Linked DNA regions of Mus musculus: region 2 is linked to region 1. A link is a contact called in ENCODE POLR2A ChIA-PET data. All regions are on one chromosome and are shown on one strand. Each heading gives the region's core, a stretch centred on a gene start or an enhancer-like site at or near the end of the contact. The rest is flanking DNA. Distances are from core to core; before and after follow the strand shown.

Region 1 (5,434 bases), core at 2,167-4,666:
ATTTCGACCTCAAAGTCGACATAATCCTTAAACCGGGGACAAGATCGTTTTTGGATAGAGGGCTTAGCTCGGTAGTAAGCCACATACTCAGCGTTCACTACTCCTCTGACTTATTTCTAACACCATTTCTGTACACATTTTCAGTTTCCCAATTACTACTGCTTTCTACCTACTAGTGATCCCTTTTTGTTTTGAGACAAGGGCTACTATATAGCTCCGGGTAGCCTGGGACTCACAATGTATACTTCCAGGCTGGCCTCAAACTCCCAAGATTATCTGCCTGCTTAGAGTGCTGTGCTGAGTGCCATCATATCCAGCCCTAGCAGTACTTTTAAAGTTTTCTCATGACGTGTGAAACGCAAAACTTTTTAGGAAAACAAAATAATTCACCGGACTCTGCCACAGGCTGAGTAAGTACAAGGACGCCTAGGGATGTACTTTTAAATAGCCCGCAGAGCTTTTAAAAGGGCTCCATTTTTACAGATCTTGATTTAACTGTAATAGCAAAAGTAGGTCATCGAGATGGCTCAGTAGGAAAAGGCTACGAAGCCCAAAGTGTAGAGTTCAATTTCTTGGACCTACGTGGTGGAAAATGAACCAACTCCTCCAAGTTGTCTTGTGACCTATACACACAAATGAATGTGCACAACGAGTGTGCTGAGTAGTGTAAAAAAGAAACTAGTTTGCTTTTTTAAAAACAAAAACAAAAAACAGTTTAGGGCTGGAGAGATGGCTCAGCGGTTAGGATTACTGACTACTACTCCAGAGGTCCTGAATTCAGTTCCCAGCAACCACATGGTTACTCACAAGCATCTGTAATGGGATCTGATGCCCTCTTCTGGTGTGTCTGAAGACAGCTACAGTGTATTTGTAAAAAAAAAAAAAAAAAAAAAAAATCTTAAAAAACAACAAACAAACAAAAAACAGCCGGGCGTGGTAGCTCACGCCTTTAATCCCAGCACTTGGGAGGCAGAGGCAGGCGAGTTCCAGGACGGCCAGGGCTACACAGAGAAACAGTTTAGACGCATTTCCATTTTTGCAATTTTGCTACTAACTGCTAGAGCCTGGCTTTGGAGCTTGAGAGTTAGGAGGGCTGGGCACTTGGCTTGGATTTTTCTTTTTCCTATAAATAAGAATGTTGTGAGACCTGCTATATGTTTACTTAAGATTTGTTATGAACTAAATATTTGCAAGGAGCAAAGCATGAATTAGTGAGCCCCTGTCATCACAAACTAACTCCTAACCCCAGCACTCAGGAGAGAGGAAGTCAGAACTATGTGAGATTGGGGCCAGCCTGGTCTACATAGCAAGTTACCCTGTTTTAATAAGTGAAATTATAGTTCTAAGACTGCGGTTGTAGGTTTCCAGCAAGCCACCTGGCCATGAAATTGTGTGAATTTTGTTAACATTCTGCTCTCTATATTTTTGGGAAGCATTCAATTTATCAAAACATTTCATTTTGGATATTAAAAACTATCCCGTCCATTTTTTAAAGTAATAAATTGCTAGATAAGCAACAGAATGAGATTTTTAAAAAGCGTCTGCCATTTCACTCTATGTATTTCTTGATCATGAGGAAGATTAACATTGGTATGGCTGGACGGAAATTTAAAAAAGCCCAGGCACTTGTTACCGGCCCAGGGGATTTAAAAAGCCTGTTTTCCCCCAAGACAAGGTCTCTCCCAACTCTAGGTGCGGTGGAATTTGCAGACCTCTAGTCCCCTGTCTACCCAGTGCTGGAGTTGTGCTTGTGCGCTGCATCCTTTTCAATAACATTTTACAGGGCTACCTAAGGCCCTGGGGTTCTACGGAATAACTCAAAGAGAAGAAACGTAAAGGTAAGAATATTTAACTTTTAGCTTAGTCACATTGTGAGGACACAGCAGCGGCTATCAAGAGTAAGACATACCTGACAATCCTCAAGGTTACTTTTTGGCGGGGAGGGATGAGACGCTCAGGCTGCCTAGGGTGGCTACCATCCTGCTTCACTGAGGCTAGCCTTATACTCCTGATCCTTTCCACTCTCCGAATGGTGGGATTGGCAGGATGCACCAAGACGCTGGGTTCTCAAGGTCATTTTAAATCAAGAGAATTGTTTGAAGGAAGAAGGGATAAGGACAGTGAAAAAGGTTAACCCTTCCTGGTTTCATGGAACCATGTGAAAGAGTGAGCAGTGGAGTCTCATGCGCTTCCCCCTTCTTGAGTTAAAGAATTCCGCATCTACTACACTGTTCCGGTCCCTAGAACTAACAAATCCCCAATACAGGGCTAGAAGCTGAGCACGGAAATTCCAGGAGCCAGCTGGGGGCTGTGGTGGTCAATGCTTCGGGAATCGGCTATGAATCAACCCCCCACACCGCACTTCCGGTCCATTTGGTCCCTCTTTGCTATTGTATAAAGCTTGTAATGAGTTACCTCAGAGTCGAGCTCTAACTCCCACCCATGTCTGCAGGATCTCTCCCCTGATCTGAATCATTTTTGTAGGTTTCTTTGACAACCAGCAGCATTGATATGCTCTAAAATCACACCCACTCACTTCTTGAAAAACACAATTGTGCCCCACCGCAGGCAAATTCACAGATTCCAATTCAAAGACTCCATAGATGGAGTCTTTAAGGTTTGGGCAATCTATTCCACTCTCATTTCTGTATAAATTCTAAGTATGGAAATTCCATTAGCAGGAACAGGCTATTGATGCAAATGCCCTTAATCCCATCTCATTTGCACCGACCTAGCATTCAAAGCCGTTCATTACAAGGCTTTGCCACACTTTCAGTACCTGTCCCACGTACCAGAGTTGCTAAGCCACTTGAAACACAGAATTAAGTCCAGATTTTTTTTTTGTTGTTCCGTTTTAAAAGACTCAGAATGCAAGCGGCTCCTTCCACAATGTCTCCTTTTGCAAAGCCCCAGTACTTTGGGACCAAAAGAATAATGTATGACTAGAGGTGTCAACTCCTTATACTCAAGGACCTGCTTTGTTAGACCTGAAACCAGAGCCAGGCTAGGCCATCACGTGACCTGCTCTGATGGCGTCACAGGCACACGTGGTTCTAGATACTTCGCTCCCTCCCCCTCAGGGGTGGATTGTTGACAGCGGCGCTGGCGGTCACGTGACTTGACGTCACCCCCCCCCCCACCTCCTCTCCTCCGAAATCTCAGGCTCCGGATGCACCACTCTCTCCCCGTCCGGCCGAACTTGAAACTAGCGACGGGGGGAGCGAGGCGAGGTAGCGTGTGGGCTCCGAGGGCGTTGGGCCGGGCCGTGTTCAGCGTGAGCACGGAGCGGATCCTCCGTAGTTGCCCGCAAGCAACAAGCCCGGAAGGCCGCCTTCTGCCCCTCCGGTGCGGCGCGCGCGCCCGCTCGCCCCGCCCCCTCTCCCCCCTCCCGCGGTGGTACTGGCGGAGGGCGGAGGGATCTGGAGGCGGCGGAGGGAGACGTCATTGCAGGGTTGTTTGTGCAGTCTCGGTGGCGGCGGCGACCCACAGTGATTCGGCCGCTGCGCCGGGGGGTGGGGGGGCTGAACGGGACTCTTTTCTTTCAGACTGACCGCGGGGCAGCTGCGGAGCATGTCGACCCCGGCCCGTAGGAGGCTCATGCGGGATTTCAAGCGGTAAGGGCCCTCGTCTTAGCCCAATATGACGGCCTCTTCCCGAAGCCATGGACTGTAGGGCGGGGATTCCGGATATCTTCCTCCTGGTGACCCTGAGGAGGCGGGCAGTGGGCCTGCGGGACCCACGGCAGTCCCGGCTTCCCGGTGGCTCTTACTCCCTCGCTTCATACCTCCCTCTGTCTGGAGTAAAGATGGTCGGTACTACAGCCTCCTGCCCTTCCCCCCCAAAAGTAGGAAGGTGGCCATCGCTGGGCCTAGGTGTCCCAGAGGCCCACCTAGGGCAGATGCAGACGCTTCACCTCCCGCCTCTGCACCCTGCAGTGTCCCCTCCCCAGGTGGTGCGAGTGAGCTGCTCCTGAGGCTCCGGCCTCGCCTGGCGGACCAGTCCAGCTTTGTTACAGGGCCCCGTGATCTCCTGTTGGTAGTGAGAGGTTGGGGTGAATACTGCCCCAAATCTCTCCCTTTCTGCAGTGGTGAGGGTGGGGTCTGCTGCGCGAGGTCCGGAGGTGGTTAGCCCATCCCCCGAAACCCGATCTGCCCCCGCCCACCTGGAAGGACCTTGAGAACTGGCTCGGGAAACCTGGGCCTGGAGCTAGCCACTTGGCCTGCCAGTGCCTTCTGGAACTAAGATCTGGCCGCGGAATAAAAGCCTATCTATAGCCTCCCCAGCCTGGAAAAATGCCTTCCGTCAGACTGGAGCTAATCTGATACTCCACCTGGGCCTCCTTTTGGAAAATAGGGGTTTATAGGAAATGTGGGGCTTGAAGGAAGAAGATGACCTCTCCCAGTTGTTTACCTCTCCTTGGAAACGTACAAGTGCAGAAACAGTAGACTAGATACTAGTTTTCTTTCTGGGCAGACCCGCTGTGATTGAGACAAATCTGTAATATAAAAACTTAGATTTGCCTCTCAGGAAGCAACTGCTCAACTTTCCCATTATAAAGCCCTTTATGAGAGAGAGAGAAAAAAAAGCCCTTTATGAGGCATTTGGAAGCTATTGTCTTGGGACCTGGACAACTTCATCATTTAATTCGTTGCTGATTTTAGCCACACAATTGAGGAATGAAGCAGTAAATTCGTCCCTCTCAGTCCTGTTAGTGACCTAATCTGCTTGAGGTTGACCAGTTTGCCAAGTGTCCACTTAAAAATCACAACATACTTTGTGAGATGGACAGGTTTTTGTTGTTGTTTGTTTGCTTGCTTTTTTTTTGTTTGTTTTTTGTTTTTCAAGACAGGGTTTCTTTCTCTGTGTAGCCCTGGCTGTCCTGAAACTCACTCTGTAGACCAGGCTGGCTCGAACTCAGAAATCCCCTTGCCTCTGTCCCCTAAATGCTGGGATTAAAGGCGTGCGCCACTACTGCCAGGCTGTTTTTTTTTTTTTTTTTTTTTTATTAATGATCTGCCAGACAAAGAGATGTCCTTTTTGGTGCAAAAGTCACCCAATGCTTGAAGTCACTATATTTGATTAGCTCTGTAACTGATACACAAATAAAACTTTCCATTATGGATAATACATTATCTATTATTATTTATCTCTTGTTCATTTTTGCAATTTCTGTACTTGACTCCCAGTTGAGTACAAGGTGCCTTTGGTGGTTTTCCAAGGATCTTGAGGTTACATGAAATTGCTGATGATGTCTGTTGAAAGCATTGTATGGAGGCCTGAGGTATATTTGGCCTGAGAGCAGAGTTTTTAAAATAGAGCCTGCTGGAAAAGCTAGCTGGAGCTTCTGACTACTTTAGAAAGGCACTGTTTGAAGCACAGGCCATGAAGTAAGACTTGCTTTCTAGTTAAATTGAGGTTTTTTGTTTTTTTAAGT
Region 2 (5,260 bases), core at 1,240-3,739, 190 kb after region 1:
TCCAGGGTGGCCAAGAGATCACCTAGAGGTGGATTTAAGCCCACTGAGATGGATTGCTGAGGTCAAAGTTTATTAGAAGAATTAATTCCTGCCATGGCAGACAGTCAGCACTACAGACATCAGGATGGGGGCTCCGAAGACAGGAATCAGGGTCTGCATAGCAGAAGCAGGAGGGGGTCTTCTCTTAGTGTTCTGAGGGTGGGAGTGGTTTTACTGCAAGACTCTCAAATTCCCTTACAGGGGCCAGGAAAAGGGTGGAGAGCAGAATGTGTGGTCAATTGCCAGGTGCAAACTGGGTCTCTGGAAGTCTGTTAGCCAGAGTTGGTCTGTGTAAGAGGGCAAGGCTGCTGCCGGAAAGAGGCCTGAGCAGCGGCCTGGGCTGCACCCTAACAGCCAAATCCTTTTTAAAATGTGGATTTGTTTTCTCTTTTGATCATACATATGATCAACAACGTGTGGGTGTGGGCACACATGCTCCCTGTGCCTAGGGTTTCAGGTCACTCGGAGCTGGAGTTACAGAGAGTTGTACTCTGCCCCAAGTGGACGCTGAGAGCCAAAGGAGCCGCCACAAGAGCAGACCATGTCTGTACCTGCTCGCTGAGCCAGCTTCCCAGCCCCTTTAACACCACATTCTTACAAAGCAGACAAATTGATGATTTTCCAAAGGTCTTGAGGGAAAGAATGCTAGCGACCTGGCGGTTGCCCAGAGGAACCGGGTTTACCAACTTGCACTTCCTGGAATCTGAGCTGGTAGCCAGCCCTGTTTGTTTTTGAGTTCTTCATAAGCCTGCCAGGACAACTGTGGTCTGGGGTTAGGGCAGGTACCAGCCTTGTGCAGTTTCCTGACAGGGGCTAGTTAGAAACAGCTGGTGGGGATGAGAGACGAGGTGTATGTGACAGTCAGCTGCTTGCGCCAAAGAGACCCAGCTGCCAGCCTTCTGAGTGGCTCGGGCCTTCCTCAGCTGTGGTCACCAGGGCACCTGAAACCTTGTAACCTGAGAGCAGGTCAGGGAAAGGAATCTGGATTAGGGATTGACTGCTATGATCAACTTGAGACTCAGAAGGTCAGCCAGAGATGTGCAGAGGAAAACAAGGGAGAAAAGTAGCTTGTTGAAAAACAAAACAAGGGGCTGGTGAGATGGCTCAGTGGGTAAGAGCACCCGACTGCTCTTCCAAAGGTCTGGAGTTCAAATCCCAGCAACCACATGGTGGCTCACAACCATCTGTAACAAGATCTGACTCCCTCTTCTGGAGTGTCTGAAGACAGCTACAGTATACTTACATATAATAAATAAATAAATCTTTAAAAAAAAAAACAAAAAACAAAACAAAACAAAGCAAAACAAAAAACCACCCATAACACCCATTACCCACTGCTATTTGCAGAATCCAAGGGGCTAGTTGGTTCTGGTATCAGTTGTTTGGGATATTGGGCTGCAAAGACGTAGCTCTTGCCTCCAGCCACAGCTTCTGGCCACTCCTTGCTGAAGAATCATCTTCCTGTCTCCAGAAAGGTCTTGGCTGTTGTTATAAAGGATTGTTTTCCAAGACAAAGGGCTGCTGCCTTCAGACATGCTGATGGGTTTCTCTGCAAAATATCATTAAACAACCAAAGGCATAGCTGAGCTTGTTGGCTGTTGAGGTTTCCCCATGGGAGGAGGGATGGAGGGTCTTGGGACCTTCACCTGACTATCCAGATACTCCTTCTAGCTGATCATAATTGTGTTCTTTCCTAACTGTGTGTGGCCTTGGGGGTTTCAGGAGGGGCTTGGAAGACCTGAAAGAAGGGGGCTCCATGTATACAACCACAGAAGCCATTCATTTTTGTGCCCACCTTCTAGTGCCGCTTCTCAGAGATCACCCATACTCCTTTGCAACCCCCTCATCCTTACTCTGTGAGTAACTTTAGTGAAGTCATTGGCTCCCTAGGCTGAACTTTGGTGGAATCCAACTTTGGCTAGTTTGTGGGAGCTAAGGAGGAGCAGGGTAGACGATTCCTAATCCCCACCCCTCAATTCTCTCACATATGATACAGGACACTGAGACAGAAATTGTACTTGGAGGCCATAAGACTTACTAAATGCCATGGACAGTCAGACGGCTCTGAAGAGAGGGAGTCAGAGCCCATGTGGCAGAAGTGGGTGTCTCTTGTTTACTTGTTTTTGGAGACAGGGTTTCTCTGTGTGGCCCTGGCGGTCCTGGAACTCACTGTGTGTCAGGCTGGCCTCAGACCCACAGAGAGATATCTGCCGCTACCTCCTGAGTGCTGGACTTAAAAGTAAGCACCACCACCGTGCGGCTTTCTTACAACTTTCTAAGGAGAGAAGTTGGACCACACAAGCCTGTAGCCAGGCTCTCCAATCCCGGGCAGGAGGAAGAGAAAGGGGGTGGGGAGTGGGGCGTGCGGCCAGAATGCCTCCTCTGAGTTAAATTCAACTCCCCAGGTGAGACTCTTCGTCCTAACTAGAGACTCCACAGTGTCCCCAGCTGGGCACCTGCCAGGATCCGTGGGCGGACAAGGCTGCTGTAGGTATGTGTTGGCCTAAGCAACAGCTGAAGGGGTTTTTTTAGGTACTATTTATTTTTATTTCATGTGTATGAGTGTTTTGCCCTCATGTACGTGCACCTGTACGTGCTTGGTGTCAGGTTACTTCCTGTAGAGAGGTTGAAGGGGGTAAGAGCGAGGTTTGGTCGGACCTTAAGTGAGACCGTGTTTATTCACAGTGAAGAAGCATTTCATCACCCACGTCTGGGTGGCCAAAATGCCTACAGAAGACAGTACTCCAGTTCCTTGTGAGGCGGAAACAACTACCAGCTACATTGTAGTCCCACCCTTCCAGGAACTCCTTGGTCTGGCTGCAAGGGACGATGGGAAATGTAGTCTTTTGGCAGGAAACTCTCACTTGATGTTCACAGAAACCTGAGAACTGAAGTGGATGTTGGACTCTTTAGTGCCAGAACCAAGAGCAGCAAGTTCACTTAAGCACTGAGCCTTCTCTTCAGTTCCAGCAGCTGGAACCCTCCCTCTCTCCCCATAAGGTCTCACTCAGGCTAGTCTTTTTTTTTTTTTTTTAAGATTCATTTATTTATTTAAAGTACGTGAGTACACTGTAGCTGTCTAAAGACACCCCAGAAGAGGGCATCAGATCCCATTACAGATGGTTGTGAGCCATCATGTGGTTGCTGGGAATTGAACTGAGGACCTCTGGAAGGGCAGTCAGTGCTCTTAACCTCTGAGCCATTTCTCCAGCCCATCAGGCTAGTCTTAAACTTGTGGCAATACTGGGATTGTGAGTAGAGTAATTCTGGTCAAAGCCTGAGCTCTGACAGGGCTAACACCACAGGCTCTGCCACTCATCCACAGTACATTAAATACATAGACATTAGTGAAAACAGACAAAGGAGATTTAGTTGGTGTGGCCACATTGGGAAGAGAAGCAGATAGAGAGCTTTAGTGACCTCCACCCCCAGCCCAAAATCCATCTTCAGCCCTGACATGAGGTTTAGGTTTGAATAGAAAGCAAGAAGGAAGCATGCTTAACTAAGCCATTGTGGTCAAAGTGTGGTCCACCCATCCCTGACCCATCATTGTCTGTCCTCTCAGGTGGGCTAACAGTTGTCAGAATTAAATCTCTCTCCAGGAGGCAAGTTCTTCCTTCAGCCAGCACCAGGGCTTGCAACCTTTTCCTTCTTGGGACCCTTGTTTCATTTGTTTCAATAGCCTGAGAGTAGTCAGAGACGAGTCTCTAGACCAGCTTCACCTGTAAAGACTGTTAGGGTCACAGGATTACAATCGTGAGCTGCCAGCCTCCCAAATGCATCCTATTCACGATCCTCTAGGGTCCTCACAGCATAAACATCTAGTCCAGTTCAGTTTGACTAGGCAGCCATGAAGCAATTTTCTAACAGTCGAAGCATCTTGCCGCCACCTTTCTGAATGCAGTCATTTCCAGGGTGACCTTTCCTGTGCCTCTACTATACCCTGCACATGGGATGGACTGCACCATCTTGTTCAGGCCTAGCCAGTCCCAGGCCAGGGGTTAATATGAAGACTGGTCAGATATGATCTCAGCTGTATCAAGAGTCTCACCTCAGGGCTCAGTCAGGTGCTTCTCAGGTAGACATTGCCTCTGTTTCAGTAACTTCAGCTTGTCTGTAACATAGTCACTTATTACTTTTGTATTTTTATTTGTATTTTGCTGGGGATCGAACCCAGAGCCTTAGTCATGTTTCTGTTCTACGACTGAACTGTGTTCAGCCTAGCGTATGTTCTAGTTTTACTTCAGACCAGAGTTCCCACAGTACCACACACGTGTCAGTGTGTAAGCTCAAAGGCCAGTCTGCCATTTTGAGGATAGTCCTGACTCCAAATAAGCTTTTCTGGTCTGCTAGTCTGTGAGCCTTGTGGACGATGGCTCTAATCTTAGCTTAGAAAACAAGTGTCATACAAGGTTCGTGTTGGAATCAGTACTGAACCTAAAGAACTTATGGTGGGTAAGAAATGGGTGAGGGCTGGGCGGTGGCGGTGGCGGTGGCACACACCTTTAATCCCAGCACTCGGGAGGCAGAGGCAGGCAGATTTCTGAGTTCGAGGCCATCCTGGTCTACAAAGTGAGTTCCAGGACAACCAGGGCTATACAGATATACAGAGAAACCCTGTTTTGAAAAACAAAAACAAAAAAACAAAAACAAAAAACAAAAAAAAAAGAAGAGAAGAAGAGAAGAAGAGAAGAGAAGAGAAGAGAAGAGAAGAGAAGAGAAGAGAAGAGAAGAGAAGAGAAGAGAAGGGGCTGGTGAGATGGCTTAGCGGTTAAGAGCGCTGACTGCTCTTCCAAAAGTCCTGAGTTCAAATCCCAGCAACCACATGGTGGCTCACAACCATCCGTAACAAAATCTGATGCCATCTTCTGGAGTGCCTGAAGACAGCTACAGTGTACTTACATATAATAAATAAATAAAGAAAAGAAAAGAAAAGAAAAGAAAAGAAAAGAAAAGAAAAGAAAAGAAGAGAAAAGAAAAGAAAAGAGAAACAGGTGAGGGCCGGCGGCTTAGCGGTAACGGTGCTGCCAAGCCTGATGACCTGAGTTTGACGTCAGAATTCACAAGATGAGAGGAGAGCGTGGTGGATTTGGTTTAATGCTTGCACTATGGGTTCCCAAATTGCTCAAGAACGGAGACTCCTCCGTGTAAGACGCTGCGGGTCCCGGTCCCCAGTTATTTCTAATTGGTAAATAAAGTTGCCGGTGACTAGTAGGCAGGG

Evidence for each region. ChIA-PET counts read pairs that join two places held with the same protein, here RNA polymerase II (POLR2A).
Region 2: POLR2A ChIA-PET joins it to region 1 with 12 read pairs in embryonic stem cell. The contact joins the enhancer-like site here to the promoter of Ube2b in region 1. POLR2A ChIA-PET finds 5 or more read pairs at or near these places in 4 of 5 experiments (Patski and embryonic stem cell).

What each region holds. Positions count from the first base shown.
Region 1 is chr11:51,998,473-52,003,906 of GRCm38, reverse strand. It overlaps Ube2b (ubiquitin-conjugating enzyme E2B), which reads left to right and starts at 3,416. Exons shown (of 6, transcript NM_009458.5): 1 at 3,416-3,614. The coding sequence starts at 3,571. It also overlaps a transcript of Cdkl3 not described here.
Region 2 is chr11:51,802,956-51,808,215 of GRCm38, reverse strand. No RefSeq gene overlaps it. Among named protein-coding and RNA genes, the nearest start is that of Sar1b, 42 kb to the right of the region's middle. Within about 2 kb of position 2,489, at least 3 of the 3 ENCODE cell types and tissues checked have a DNase peak (open chromatin) inside an H3K27ac peak, as active enhancers do.